Linked DNA regions of Homo sapiens: all the other regions are linked to region 2. Evidence: chromatin contacts called from ENCODE Hi-C or POLR2A ChIA-PET data. All regions are on one chromosome and are shown on one strand. The core of a region is the stretch at or near the end of the contact, and the rest is flanking DNA. Distances in the headings are between cores, read along the strand shown. Region 1 overlaps LOC105378764 (a long non-coding RNA gene). Region 2 overlaps NFIA (nuclear factor I A). Region 3 overlaps LOC107984964 (a long non-coding RNA gene). Region 4 holds the start of TM2D1 (TM2 domain containing 1). Region 5 has its middle 32 kb from the start of NFIA.

Region 1 (2,700 bases), core at 66-2,565, 420 kb before region 2:
CTTTGCTTGGGACCCAGCCATTAGCAGTGTAATTGCCAAGAAAAGGTGACAGGCTCCAGGCTTAAAACAAGTGGGTTCCTCCCCCACCAACCCCCTTCGCCTATTAACTCTTGTGAGTCCTAAGCCAAATTAAAAAGGACTCTGAGGACAGAGCAATGGAGAACAAAAAGAAAAGAAAAGAAGAAAAAGAAAGAAAAAGAACAACAGAATCTAATGAAAAATAGAGAAAAATATCTGCTGCATTGTTGTCATCATTGTTTTGTGAAGACAGTAGAATAAGAGGAAGTAAAATGAGTCCGATACAGGAGGGTGCGAACTGGGGATCAGGTTAATTGTGCTTTAAAGTTATGGGGTCTTTCAGTGGATTTGCATGATGAGAGTTTTAGTCCAAAGCCTGTTTCAAAATCCTCATTAGTTTTCTCTAATCCACCTAAAATTATGAAGGCCTGGATTGTGAAGGTCATCTGTGATGATTCAACCCTGTTTAATTTCATGGGGGTTTGCACCCACTTCTCTATATGAAAAAGAGAATTAATAATTTTGAATTGTCTTCTCTATCGACAATTTTGGGGACTGTCATGGGAGAGAAACAAAGAAATGCAGACTGTACACTTTTATGTACTTTGCTTAACCAATTTGAAATGAAAGCAGTTTTTTTTGTTTTTTTTGTTTTTGTTTTTTTTTTGTTTTTTTGCATCCTGTGTACCAAGGAAAAGGAGTTAAGTGACTGGACAGAAATCAGAAAGAGGACTTCTTAGCAGGAGATAAAAATAAGGAAACAGCAGGAAAAAAAAAAGCATTTAAACCTCTCATAGCTATACTCAATCTGGCATTCACAACCTGAGTCTGTATCAGTTTGAAACTACAAAAATAGTTTACAAGGGTCACAGTCATTTTTTTCTACTCAGTGTGTCAGAAGTTGGGATGTGCGACCCAGAACTGCCATTCCATTACACAGAATAAAATGATATCTGGTGGGTGGATCGAAAGCTTGCCAAAGAAGACACAGTGAAAGCTAACCCTCTCAGTCTAGCTCCTGTTTTTAAATATTTATATCTCTGGCAGACTTTTTGGGGGTAGAGGAAACTGAAAGCTCTTTTGCTATCTGTCATTTCACCCAGGCAAATGAGAGAGAGTCTCACGACTTGATTTTCCTCGAGTTTGGCACCAGGAACAGGCGATGGCGTTTCTTTGGGATGGTGAATTTCTCTTTGTGGAAAAGTGGCCGGGACCAAGGATTTTTACAAGAGCCAACAGCCACTTTCCATACCCGCTTGGGGCAGGGCCAACTTCCCATTAGCACTGCTGTTACAGATCGGGCCTGCTTTGCAGCCGGCCAGTGCCAACTGTGGTCATGGCCTGTTAGGAAACCTACGAGGAAAGCCACCGTGAGCCTGGGGTGGTGGGAAGTGTATCGCTCTAGATCCTGGGCAATCTGGCTCACTAGCTTGCCTCTCTCGTGAATTCTCTCTGTGATCATTAGTTTTCTTCTTTTCCTCCATCCAACTCTTAATTCCCTTCCCCAAGGAATCGGTCTCCAAAGTCAATTGACTGCTGCTTTCTTCTCTGCCTCACCATCATCTATGCCCCTTCCTTAGTTCAGGGACTAGAATATTGCATTAACCTTCTAACTTTGTAGGGCAATACTGTAGTGTGTATAGCAGTGGTGAGGAGCAGGGGCTTTAGAATCCAATAGACCTGCATCTTAATCATGACTAGGCTACCTCCTCATCGTGGCCTCTGCCACAAAATAGGAGAATAGCTTATTTCTAGCAGGAATGTTGCATGGACTGCATGAAACAGTCAGGAGAGGATCTAGGACACTAGCAGTCACCTAGTGAGCACTCAGAATACTACAATTGTTCTTAACATAATCGACTAATGCATCCAGTTACATCAGAGAGCCTTTTAATGCATCCCTTTTCAGTACCAAGTATCGTGTTATGCTAAGGATGCAGATAGATAAGATGCAGAACCTGCCCTCAGGGAGTTCTCCATTGAGAGACAAATTCATCAACTAAAAAATCTCTGTAGCTTTCTTCCGCTACTCACATGCTTTTTAATTTCCAATTTTTATAAGATTTTTTACAGCATTGTTTGGCAATAACAAAAACAACAACTGTAATAGTAGCGACCACTGACCTGACCTTTCCCATGGGCCAGGCCCTATAATGATACATCTGCATCTATTACCTATTTTGTTCTTCAGATATATGCTACCAATCATGATTAGCAAAAGAAAAGCTGGGGAACTGGACACACTAAGTAACTGTCCTGGGAATACACAGCTGTGATACGTGTGAACCAATGAAGAACAGGAATCATTTCTTTTTGTGTTCTTAGTTGGACAGATGAACCTGATTCAAAATTCCAGGATTCTATTCTGATACTGACAGTGGCTAGCTTGTTTCAGCCATAGGGACCATAAAAAGTATTCTTTCACCAATTTTTTAGCATGTACTATATGCTTTTTGATGCTCTGCTAGACACACAAATGATTCAACATAAACTCTCCCCTTAAGAAGAATAAGGACAGTGGAAGGGTAACAGGATGCATTAGAGCATTTCAGGAGATGGTGTTTCTCTACTCCAGCTAGGACTGGCCCAGAAGAGACTATCAGAAAGGGTTTGAAGTATGAGTGATAACGAATGTGCAGAAATGATGAGGAGAGGTGTTCCAGGTGGAGAGAAACATATGAG
Region 2 (2,850 bases), core at 300-2,799:
TATTTTCATAAACACACAAATATATATACTAATATGATTATATTTAGGAATTAGATTTCTAACATTTAAAATAGCTTAGAGACTAAGTACTGTTATTTCTCACTTTTTGTAGAAAAATCAAAAAATTCTAGAGAATTTATTTTTAATAATTTGTTACTAGCTTTAGAAAATAATTTTTTTACTCAAAAATTCACTTAAATAAAATTACATTATCTACATTTTGATTTTTATAGACAACTTTTATAAGAATACTTGCATTATTTAACATTCCATGTGAAAAGAATGTGGTTATTTCTTAATTTTTTCTGTTAAAAATTCCCTGTATGATTGAAGATCTAAGATATAAAGATTATGTTTGTTATTTATAACAGTTATCATTTTTTGAACACATTCTGTGTTCTAGGTTCTTTGCTAAGCATTTTAAGTGTACTATTTCATTATTCCTAATGACAAACTTATGAAGTAAGTATAATCATTAGTGTCATTTTACAGGTGTGGAAATTGAGGCTTAGGATTTTGGAATTATAATTTCTGTAATACTGCCCCTCCTACTTTATTGTAAATAAATAATATCTTGGAAATATGATTTTTGAAAGATGAATGAACATTTTGCCATATAGATCCCTTTACAAGAGAAAAGACAAGTACATTGCAAATTCACCCCGATTCATATTTAGCCCTGAGTATTTGTTTTTTTCAGATCACAAACAACTAAAAACTATGAAACTTACTATGTTTGATAATTACATATTTTACATTAGATATATAACTTACTTAAGTTCAAAACTAAGTCTGGAGAAGGTGGATAAATAAGTCAAAATTAACTTCATTTTAAGGGAAGTTTTACAAGCAATGGTAATAAGTCGCTGAGGAGAATGGACCCCGGCATGTTGGAATCCGTGGTTGCAAGCTGACACTTTGAGGGAATGTTCTTAGCAAAACACTCACTTCAACGGAAATTAGGTCAGCCTTCTGGAACATTTATCATGTATACCTGTCACCAGCAAGACCCAGTCCTTAAAGTGAATTGAGATCACAAGCAATGGTCCCTCCTGCTCTGAGCTGCAAAGGACACTCTAAACCAATAGTTCTACAAATATGTGAGCTTGGCAGACGCTCCCATGAAACTAAAGCCAACACCCATATAGTTGCTCTGGGAATTGAATTCCTTAATGCTTTGTTTATAGAATTTTGAAACAGCAAATGGATTTGGTCTGTTCTGAAAAAACAATCTGTCCTGTGGCTTGTTTGGAATAACATCTAGAGTTGCTATAGAAGGATGGAGGCAGATGACCCATGTCTGATTTGGAAGACAGTTTCGCCAGTTTCTTCTCCTTGTCCTTTATTGTTCAGCCAGGTTGGTTTTTGCCCGACTCAAGGTATTTGCATAGAGGAAAGGCCACCTTCTACCGAAGCTAATTTGATATAGAAACTAGAGTAGTTAGCAAAATCCAGAGCTAAAAGAGTTAGCAAAATCCAGAGTAATAGAAGGTAAGATAGAGTGTATGGTAAAACCAAAACAACGTAAATGAGTCATAACCCAGTGCCCTTTCAGTAATCATATGGCATCATTCTGGTGGTTTCAGAGCAGTGTCAGCAAGTATGGAGTCCTGTGTAGGAATCTGAGAGTGCATCTGTGTCAGTGTACATGTACTTCAGCCCAGTGAATATAATTCATTGAGGGTTTTATGCATGGAAATTACCACATTCACCAGGTAGCCTGTATCTACTGGACTAAGTTACCTTGCCTTGGAAAGGAAGTAATTACTAATCTTTCTCTTGTGTTTATGTTTGGCAAACTACACCTAAAGACTTCACTAAAAAATTGGTAAAATATATATGAAGCTGGTTGAAAAAAAGATGAAATTATACATATGTTTGTGTAGTAGCAGGAATCTTCCATTACATCTCAAGAATGAAAGGAAAAAACTATTAAGAATAGATGTTTCATTTCTGTGTTCATTCATCACAGATATACTGAGTACCCACCATATGTCATACATTGTACAAATGGTAGAATCAGAAAGATGAGAGAAGTAAGATCCCCACTTTAACTGAGTCCTTATTCAAGCTGTGTGTCTGTGTGTGTCTGTCTGTTTGCGAGTGACAGATCCTTAAACAAAAAATAATGATAACCTATGTGAAATGCCCCAGTAGAGGTTATTTTAAAACTCAAGGAGAGAACTCTATAACTTAAAGATATTTTGTCTACAAAAAGGAGCGAAGGTTTTATTCGAAGAAAGAGGAGCCTGTTTTATATGAAAATCCTGAAGATTTGAAGGGGCTGAAGAAGTAGAATGGATATGGAAGAAATCCACCAATGATTTCTTCCTGGAAGAATTAAACACACACACACACACACACACACACACACACACACACACACACACCAACTTTCATGATCACACTCTATTAAGCCAGGACCAGGAAACAATTTCTAATCAGCACTCTGATCTGGGCAGAGATTGTGCAGTCTTTTATACCAGGCCTCAGATCTGTGTTCTCTATTCACACATGCTCACTTCCAGCTGTTGTCATTGAAATCTCACATAATCTTCCAAGGTCAAAGGGCAGTCACCCATGGCTGCTGCAGTTAAAAGGTTATGCTGATTTCTGTTGTCAAATATTGGCCCTTTTCTCTTCCAACCACTCCCATTCTACTTCTTTTTTTTTTTTAAACAAGAAAAATCCAGCCTAGAATTGCATTACATGACTTTAAAGTCTTAAAAGTGTTCCTCCATTGTGCTAACACGACATGGCCTGAACAGTCTAATTCATTCTGTTACATTTCACAAAGAATTTTCTGGTACTTCTAAAATACTTTGTGCTAGGCCAGCAAACTTCAAAGTA
Region 3 (2,700 bases), core at 131-2,630, 320 kb after region 2:
GTAGAGAATCCTAATTCGTGTAGGCCCAAACCAACAAGAACCTCTTGATGTGACTACTGCCTGAGTATTGCAGTGTTCGTGGGAGCTTTAAGTTTACCTATCCAGATGGGAGAACCTCTTTCCCGAAATTCATAAGCAGTCCCACAACTCCGCCAATGCTACAGGACCCAGCTTTCTGAGGCACCTAGAAAGACATGGCAGTGGCCCAAGGTGATGCTTAGGTGGGCTGGCGAATGCACACAATAGAATGTCTGTCTGTGACATTTAATCTCACTCTGGCAAACTGGTGCAGCTGCCCTTGTACAACAAACGGGAAGGCACAGTGAGTGACCACCACCAAAAACAAACAAAACAAGTGTGTGCGTGCGTGTGAGCTTTAAAATTTAATAGCTATTCAGACAGTCCTTAGAGAAGGAATTGGCAGCTTCGGCCTCCAAGACTGCTCCCCCACCTGTCTCCAGGCACTGCAAACACAGCTGTGTAAGAAGGAGACAGTCAACGCTTCCAAGGAAAGAAATAGTGCAGTCTTGGGGGTGGGGTGATGATGAGAGCACCTTTCTCACAAACCCACGTGGGACAGGGCCTTGTCTAGCAACCGCAAAAATAATCGAGCAGGACGTGGTCAATCAAGCTCTTTATAAAACCTCATGTTAAGTAAAATCATTCAAGATCCAACTCAATGGCCACCTTAAACCCATGTTTTAAAAGCATGAGACAGAGCACACAATTCATGCTCAAAGGAGAACGAGGTAGCATGCATGCTGGCAAGACGCGCATTCAGGTTTGCTCCCGGTATCAAGATGAGACGTAAAGACGATTTATGCACTGTCATAGAACTTGTAGTTCCTCACACAAAACACAGAACTTCCTGGGAAAGTGCCTAGAAACTTCTTTATCTGTATTTCCCCAGGCTGCAAAGTGCACACATTTTTAAAGTTCAACTCTTAAAAAAAAAAAAAAGTCAGCAGAGGCAAGATTTCAACAGACGCCGGTCCAAATGTTAGCAATTCTAGAGTGGTCAGGGGTTTGCCGCTCCCAAAAGTAAGGGGGAAATTAGAAGAAGGAAAGAAGTCGTTTTCGAAGACGAAAACCAAAGCAAGGAGGTATTTTTGGTATCATTTTAATCACAAAATAGCACGAATGCGGTCTGTGCCTGTGCGCTACCCAAACGTCGATTTGAATACCACTGAACGCTAGTTTGAAAATTTCCATTTTTGTAATTTGCTTTCTTTTGTTAAGCCAAGACTTGAGAGAAACCTGGCAGCCGTCTCTAAGTCTGGCACGATTTCACCTCAGACGCACTCGGTTGGTTTGGATGTTGAGGGAGACCGCACATGAGAGAGGGAGAAGGAGGAAAAGAGAGCTGGAGAGCAAACCTACCGCTCGGCGGCCGCCGCAGAGAGCAGGCCCAGGGCTTCTCAGCCGGGGGATCTGGCTCCACCTACAGGAATCAGAAGGCAAACCTAGTAGACGCCTCGGCGTCTGCAGGAACCCGGTGGGGGCTGGGGGAACTTTGATAATTGCCTAGAGAATTTCCTAGCCAGTAGGAATGGGGGTCGGTAGAAGTGGTAAGGATTGGGAAGCAGGGATTTCCATGACCAGATTACCCACAGTCATATCAGATTCAGCGATTCTTATTTGGAGGAGAAAAGGTATCATGTCACCTCCTATGACCTAGGAATTTTAACTGGTTCCAGGTAAACCCCATTTGAAAGCAAAGGCAGCACCTGGTCCCAGGACAGGCCCAGCACATAGCATGCTCAGGCAATAACATTTGAATGAATGAATGAATGAATGAATGAACTGAATAATCCAATCTATCAAATAACAGAAACCTAATATGATAAAAAGAAAACCAACCCCCAACCCCAACACTGTTTTTCAGGTATATGTATGAGTTGTCAGGCATTTTTGATGGCTAGTAATTACTACAAAAATCCTGCACCATGTAGGCTAGTCGTGTTCCACCTCCGATGTGCCAGAGCAGTGATTGAGTACCACCGATTTCATCCCATGCCCTCATTTGCCAACGAATAAACAGAAGCTTGAAGAGGTTAAATGCCTTTTCCCAGGTCAACCAGTTTGTTGGTGACAGAACTGGTTTGGGGCTAAATTTTCCTGACCTGTCTGGTATTTGTTTTCTAAGGGCAGGAGACTCATTTTGCATTGGCCTGCTGGATGCCCTCAGCCGATTAGCTCTCACAGGAGGAAGTTAGCTTCCCCCACCCACCTGTTGGCCTGTCCCTGGGCTTCTGCCCCAGCTTCTGCTCTGGGCCACAGCCTCTGCTCATGCTGCTCTACTCCAAAAATCAAACGCTGCCTGGAGCTAATGCCAATGGTTGCTAAACTTATGAATTCATTTCCTAAAGCCTGAGGGACAGAATCTTTGAGCCTGTGGTTTAGTAAGCTACAAACAGGCAGGTGCTTTGTTTTGGCAACACAGGTGTCTTATATACAATATCTCCTCCATCTATTTACCCAAAGCACTTAATAAGCAGTTACTGAGTTTCCCAATGATAGTTATAGAAGAAGATGTTATTTACCAATTGAAAAGGAATTTTTGCCGTAGGCAGTTAGCACTCAGTTTCCAGATGAAAAGGTGAAGATCCTTCTGGGAAGTGAGATGCTGTGTGCATTATGTGAGATGAATATGATCCAGGGAAAGATAGCAATTAAGCAGATCCAGATTCTTTTTTTTTT
Region 4 (2,700 bases), core at 1-2,500, 410 kb after region 2:
GAGGCTGCTAGTTTGTCCAAGTCAATAAGCATATGTACAAATATACTTTTAGTATTGCTAAGTAATACTTGAGGCAGGAGGATCACTGGAGCCCAGGAGTTTGGGAAGAACAGCCTGGGCAACATAACGAGAAGTCTGTCTCTACAAATAATATAATAATACATAAACATTACAATAAACCTTTAAATTTGCCCCATAATTATCCACGTTTTTACTCATGAGAAAACAGAGTTCAAATAGGTCACCCAAGGTTGCAAAGTGCAACAGAAATTTATCCACTGAGTCCCCACGCGGTGGTTCATGGTGAGGGGGATGCGGATCGCTTGAGACCAGGAGTTCAAGACCAGCCTGGCCAACATGGCGTAAACCCCGTCTCTACTAAAAATACAAAAATTACCCGGGTGTGGTGGCGCATGCCTGTAGTCCCAGCTACTCAGGAGGCTGAGGCAGGAGAATTGACTGAACCCGGGAGGCGGAGGCTGCAGTGAGCTGAGATCGTGCCACTGTACTCCAGCCAGGGCGACAGAGTAAGACCCTGTCTCAAAAAAAGAAAACAGAAAGAAATTTGTCTGGCAGTCTACCATCTCATGAAGTTTGAAGATGACATGAGGTAATATGCATAATATACATAAAGTTAATGATAAATGGGCAACACATTGGCTAGATCGTTATTACTTGTCTTCCCCCTAGGAAGAGTTGGCAAACATTTCCAGGGTAAGAGACTATCCATCTTTGTATTACTAGTGTCTAGAACGGGGCCTGGCATACTTCAGGATCTACATGTTTTACTGAACAAGTAAGCACACTGATAAAAAAGAAAAAAAAAGTGGATCAGAAGAGGAAGCGCCAATGACTAGTAAAATCATAAGGAAATCACAAAGGGTGGCCTCTGGCCCTCCCATCTCCACAACTCTGTTCACCTTCAGGGATCCTTCAGTCATTAGAAGCCACAGATCAGATTATCGTTTTCACTCAGTACAGCCCTAGCCAGTCCTGACGGCAGCGACCCACCTGCGACCCCAACTCTACCTCGCCTCCATGGGGGGGTGTTCTCCACAGAGGATATTGTCCCACTTTGAGGTCCTCGCACTTAAGCGACTCCTCGCCCCCGGCGGAGGTGGCAACAGCCCCCCAGGGTCCTGTAGTGACTGAGACGAACCACAGGACACCAACGAGTCTGGCCGTCACGGCCTCCGGAGCAGACGGACCAGACGGCCAGGCGGCCGCCATCTTGGAGACCGACACTTTCTCGCCACTTCCGCTTCCGCCTCCGCCCAGGAGCGGGAGGGAGAAGGGCAACAGGGCGAGGTTCTTAAAGGGACCTCGCATAGGATAGAGGCCAGTTCCGTCTCTTCGCGTGTTCTTCTGCCCGTGAGCCCGTGGAATCACATTGGGAGACCCTTTTAAAATATGCATGTACCCAGTCCCTCGAGGCGAATTTTCCCCCACGAACCCTTGGAAGGAGCTAAGGTTAATCTTTGAGTGCTGGAGGAAGGAAACGAGTGGTTTAGGCAATCAGGTGCTTCACCCGCTTCTCATTCCCGCGCCCTTAGCTGAGGCTTCTCGGTCCTCTGAAAGTGCCAGCGGCGTCAGAGGTTGGAATCAATGCTTTCCTGACATCATCGCAGTTAGCCCTGATAGGTTTTGGGTTTACAGATAAGGAACAAGGCTCAAAGACGCTGAAACACACTGACCTTAATCACTAAGTGACTCAGTCGGAATGAAATTGATGTTTGCCAGATTTCAGATCTATGCTCTTACTAATTGACATAATGTCCTCCTGTAACTTTAGAGAAGGATTTTGGAAGGCTGCCACGAACAGAACTTAAAAACTGTGAGAGACATTACGCCTTTTAAAAAAAAAAAGTGACAATTTAGGTGGGGGATAATTTGGGGGGTGGAAACTGTAACAAGAGGAAACCAAATAGTTTATGATTAAGTGAAAAGTTGAAGATTTTTTTTCCTCCATCTGTTGTTTTTAAATTTCTATATGTTCTAAAAGTTCTGTGGTGGGGAACTTTAACAGTGAGGAAAAAATGTTTTCGTAAAGTTAAGTTTAATCTTTTTTTTGTCTAACAATATAAAAATTTGAACTTGAGTGGTGCTTCTTCATCCATACTTTAGCACTAACTTTGGTGGTTCTCAAACTTTGAATAGCATCTGAATCACCTGTAGTAGTTATTAAAACAGAATGATAGAACCGGCACTCAGAGTTTCTGATACAAAAGATGTAGGGAGGGACTGGATAATTTCCATTTCTAGGAGATCCCAAGGGATGTGGGTGTTGCTAGTCCAGGGACCCCCACTTTGAGAACACTGGTATAATGTTTTACGAGAAGTAAATTTTTTTTTTTAAGATGGAATCTCTCTCTGCCACCCAGGCTGGAGTACAGTGGCAGAATCTCAGCTCACTGCAACCTCTGCCTTCTGGTTCAAGTGATTCGCCTGCCTCAACCTCCTGAGTAGCTGGGACTGCACGCGTGCGCCACCACGCTCAGCTAATTTTTGTATTTTTAGTAAAGACAGGGTTTCACCATTTTGGCCAGGCTGGTCTCGAACTCCTGGCCTAAGTGATCTGCCCGCCTCTGCCTCCTAAAGTGCTGGGATTTCAGGTGTGAGGCCACACTGTGCCTGGCCTCATTTTGGAATATATATTCTGGAAGACATACAACTATTTGAAGTAATATTTAAACATAAACT
Region 5 (2,725 bases), core at 122-2,621, 270 kb before region 2:
GAGCCAGGGAGGCAGAGGTTGCAGTGAGCCGTGACCGCGCTATTGCACTCCAGCCTGGGAAACAGAGAGAGATTCCGACTCAAAATAAATAAATAAATAATTAAAAACTATTTTTAAAAAAGAAATAGGTGAAAATTCCTTAGAAGGCACCTACAGCTTCTTACCTACATCATCTCATTAAATTCTCACAATGACTCTATCAGACAGGTACCACTATTCCCTCTTTTGAGGGATGAGGAAACAGAGACTCAGGGAGATAAAGTAACTTGCCCAAGGTTACACAGCTATTCTCAAGGAAACGTAGTGCATCCCATGAAAATAGCCTGGAGTCGAGATACTGGAGTCAAAGTGCAGCCAAAATTGTCAGGGTGCAACCTGCCTGTCCAATCAGAGCTGCTACTTCTTTGATACTGGAATCCCCCAATTCCTGAAATTAACACCCAGTTCTCCACTCCCCAAAAGCACACGCTGAGTGCCCTCAGGGCTCTTGCTGTTGCCAACGGACCTATAACTCGGTACAGGCTCAGGCAGCTGAGAGGAGGCTGTGGACACAACAGGCCTTGCTAGGCTTGCTGGGACGGGGCCACATTACTTTGCAGGCGCGTCTTTCTCCTGCCTGCTATCTAGAGCTCGCCTGTAGGTGGCGCCCTGCTTCGCTCAGGGGAATTTGGAGGGCGAGGACACGGGTCACCAGCTGCCTCCCCTGAAGGCCAATTTAAGTTGTCCCCTGGCTTGAACTGAGCGCAGGAACCTCGGTGATGGGGACATGCCCCCCTCCCCGCGCGCTCTTCCTCTCCCAGCCCCCCTGCCCTCCCCTCTCCAGGGGCTGGCGGGCCCGCGCTTCCTCCGAGGTCGGGCTACGCGGCGCGATCTCCAAGCGCTGGGGCCGAGCTTGGCGCTCCGGGGCGGCGCTTCGGTCCCCGACCCTCGGGCCGGCCCGCTGGCCCCCACTCCGCTTCCTCCCGGCACCCGCTTCGCCGGCAGCTGTAGCGGAGGTGGAGGGATGGGGGACTGTGACCCCCGTGAGTGCCGGCGGGGCGGGGCAGCTTTAAAAACTTCTGAAAGGCCTGGTTCAAAGCCTCAAAGGATAGAACTTGGGCCGGAAGGCGGTTTCCACGGAGGGGCCTAAAAGGGGGCTGGGGGTGCACCTGCAGGGCCAGGAGCTGCGGCTTGGGAAGGGGGGCCCGGTCACCGCGAGCGCCGCAGTCCCCGCCCCGCACTCGCCGCCCCTTGGAGCCGCCGCGGCCCCGCCCGGGCCCTGCGCTTTCATCCTCCCCACGGGACAGCGGCCGCGCGGGGCGGGGGCGGCTCTGGCCGGCGCGCTCCCGGCGGGGTCTTCCTTCCCTCCGGCCCCTCCCTGGGAACCCGAGATTTCGCCGCAGAGCTGAACTCCCAGATTTTAACCCCAACCCCCCCGGGCGGGAGGCCGCGGAGAACCGGGAGTCGCGACCGAGGAAGCGTCCCCAGTCACCTCCTAGCCCCCCACACAGAGCCCCGGGGAGGGTGAGGAGGAGGAAGAGCGGGAGGAAGACCCGCGCCGGTGGGTGGGGGCAGGGAGGGGGCGTCCGGGGTCGCAGGGCGGCGCTCCGGAGAGTGGCCCCGGCGGCGTCCGGAGTCGCTGCGGCCGCCGTGCCACCTCGGGCAGGTGGGGGGGGGAATGCGCGGCCGCCGCCAACCAGGGTCGCTCCGCCGTAGACGCCGAGCAGACGCGGTCCGGCGCTCGGCCGGAGAGCCGGCTAAGGGGCTTTTCATTAGCACCGCATTAGGAGGACACTCATCCTCCAGAGTCCTTCCCGTGGAAGCTCTTGAGTGAATTAGGTAAATGATTTGCTCCATTTGTAGTTTCTGAAGATATTTTCTCAGATCTTCAATCGAGCGCTTTAGCCGGGGAGCATATCTGTGGGGGCCTCCTTCCCACTACCTAGGGTCTCACTCGGTGACAATTGCTGAGTCAGTGAGGACGTGTGGGGAAAGGTAAAAGTGGAATTGAGCAAAGCTGAGTAATTTAGCTAAGGAAGAGAAATCGCTACTGAAAATAGAATAGTTTAAAAATAAACTACATAAAGTTTATTCTTTTGCTTGGAGTCCTGCTCCTTGATCCGAGAAGGTAAAATCCATCAGAGTTGGGAGTTCCCTCCCCCCCATTAGCATTTATTACACTTTTTCAAAGTTACTGAAAGACTTCTTTTAGTGAATTTTAAGAAGCAATCGTGGTTGACATTACAGGCATCAAAGGTTTGGGGAACAGATGGGTAAACTTCCGAAGAGCTTAGTTGCAACACTAGCTCTCAAATTTAGTGTCAACTTTTATTTTAAAAAATAAAATAGGGTGGTGTTTTTATTAAACTTTTATATTTCAAGAGGTAGAGAACACCGAAGAGGAAAGAGACTGAAGGGAAAGTAGGGTGTTGGAAACAAAAAGAGAAAGGCGAGATTGACTGTAACATTCTGGTCTTCAACGAGTCCCAAGTTGGAATCCTAAAGCACTGCATATTTCTGGTAGCGTTAACTCTAACTGGAATATTGGCGGGCCTGGTCTCTAAGTGCGTCCTAAGAAAAAACAGATTTAAGCAAAATGGTTTTTTCCCTTTTGTGAAGGGAAAAAATTTAAGCACTTGCTTCATGCGGTAGCCCCAGCGGAAAAGCGAGCCCTCCCGCTCCCGGTGGCCTGAACTGAATTTGCTGCTTTAAAATCGGCAGGTGTGCCCAGCGTTCCCAGCGCTGC

What was found. Hi-C counts contacts between places; a loop is a spot of excess contacts on that map. ChIA-PET counts read pairs that join two places held with the same protein, here RNA polymerase II (POLR2A). Pooled maps may share reads with other maps.
Region 1: a loop to region 2 is called in a pooled map, with 10 times the contacts of the local background. The contact joins two enhancer-like sites. A Hi-C loop is called at or near these places in 9 of 50 pooled maps. POLR2A ChIA-PET finds 5 or more read pairs at or near these places in 2 of 52 experiments (OCI-LY7 and activated CD4-positive, alpha-beta T cell).
Region 3: a map of PC-3 shows a loop between it and region 2 (2.3-fold over the local background). The contact joins two enhancer-like sites. A Hi-C loop is called at or near these places in 2 of 168 maps with a recorded cell type or tissue (PC-3 and vagina) and 1 of 50 pooled maps.
Region 4: a loop to region 2 is called in a pooled map, with 7 times the contacts of the local background. The contact joins the promoter of TM2D1 here to the enhancer-like site in region 2. A Hi-C loop is called at or near these places in 2 of 37 single-sample maps with no recorded cell type and 9 of 50 pooled maps.
Region 5: a map of prostate gland shows a loop between it and region 2 (3-fold over the local background). The contact joins two enhancer-like sites. A Hi-C loop is called at or near these places in 3 of 168 maps with a recorded cell type or tissue (CD4-positive, alpha-beta memory T cell, K562 and prostate gland), 4 of 37 single-sample maps with no recorded cell type and 14 of 50 pooled maps. POLR2A ChIA-PET finds 5 or more read pairs at or near these places in 9 of 52 experiments (BJ, MCF 10A, PC-9 and 5 more).

Annotation. Positions count from the first base shown.
Region 1 is chr1:60,895,881-60,898,580 of GRCh38, forward strand. The region is part of intron 2 of LOC105378764 (a long non-coding RNA gene); the gene reads right to left. Among named protein-coding and RNA genes, the nearest start is that of NFIA-AS2, 74 kb to the right of the region's middle. Within about 2 kb of position 1,316, at least 3 of the 41 ENCODE cell types and tissues checked have a DNase peak (open chromatin) inside an H3K27ac peak, as active enhancers do.
Region 2 is chr1:61,317,447-61,320,296 of GRCh38, forward strand. The region is part of intron 3 of NFIA (nuclear factor I A); the gene reads left to right. Among named protein-coding and RNA genes, the nearest start is that of NFIA-AS1, 65 kb to the left of the region's middle. Within about 2 kb of position 1,550, at least 13 of the 41 ENCODE cell types and tissues checked have a DNase peak (open chromatin) inside an H3K27ac peak, as active enhancers do.
Region 3 is chr1:61,640,476-61,643,175 of GRCh38, forward strand. All of the region lies in intron 2 of LOC107984964 (a long non-coding RNA gene), which reads left to right. Among named protein-coding and RNA genes, the nearest start is that of TM2D1, 83 kb to the right of the region's middle. RefSeq lists enhancers at 1,229-1,278, 1,489-1,538. Within about 2 kb of position 1,381, at least 22 of the 41 ENCODE cell types and tissues checked have a DNase peak (open chromatin) inside an H3K27ac peak, as active enhancers do.
Region 4 is chr1:61,723,891-61,726,590 of GRCh38, forward strand. It overlaps TM2D1 (TM2 domain containing 1), which reads right to left and starts at 1,251. Exons shown (of 7, transcript NM_032027.3): 1 at 1,067-1,251. The coding sequence starts at 1,230. RefSeq lists enhancers at 553-1,240, 697-1,896, 933-1,592, 1,241-1,926.
Region 5 is chr1:61,049,425-61,052,149 of GRCh38, forward strand. No RefSeq gene overlaps it. Among named protein-coding and RNA genes, the nearest start is that of NFIA, 32 kb to the right of the region's middle. Within about 2 kb of position 1,372, at least 28 of the 41 ENCODE cell types and tissues checked have a DNase peak (open chromatin) inside an H3K27ac peak, as active enhancers do.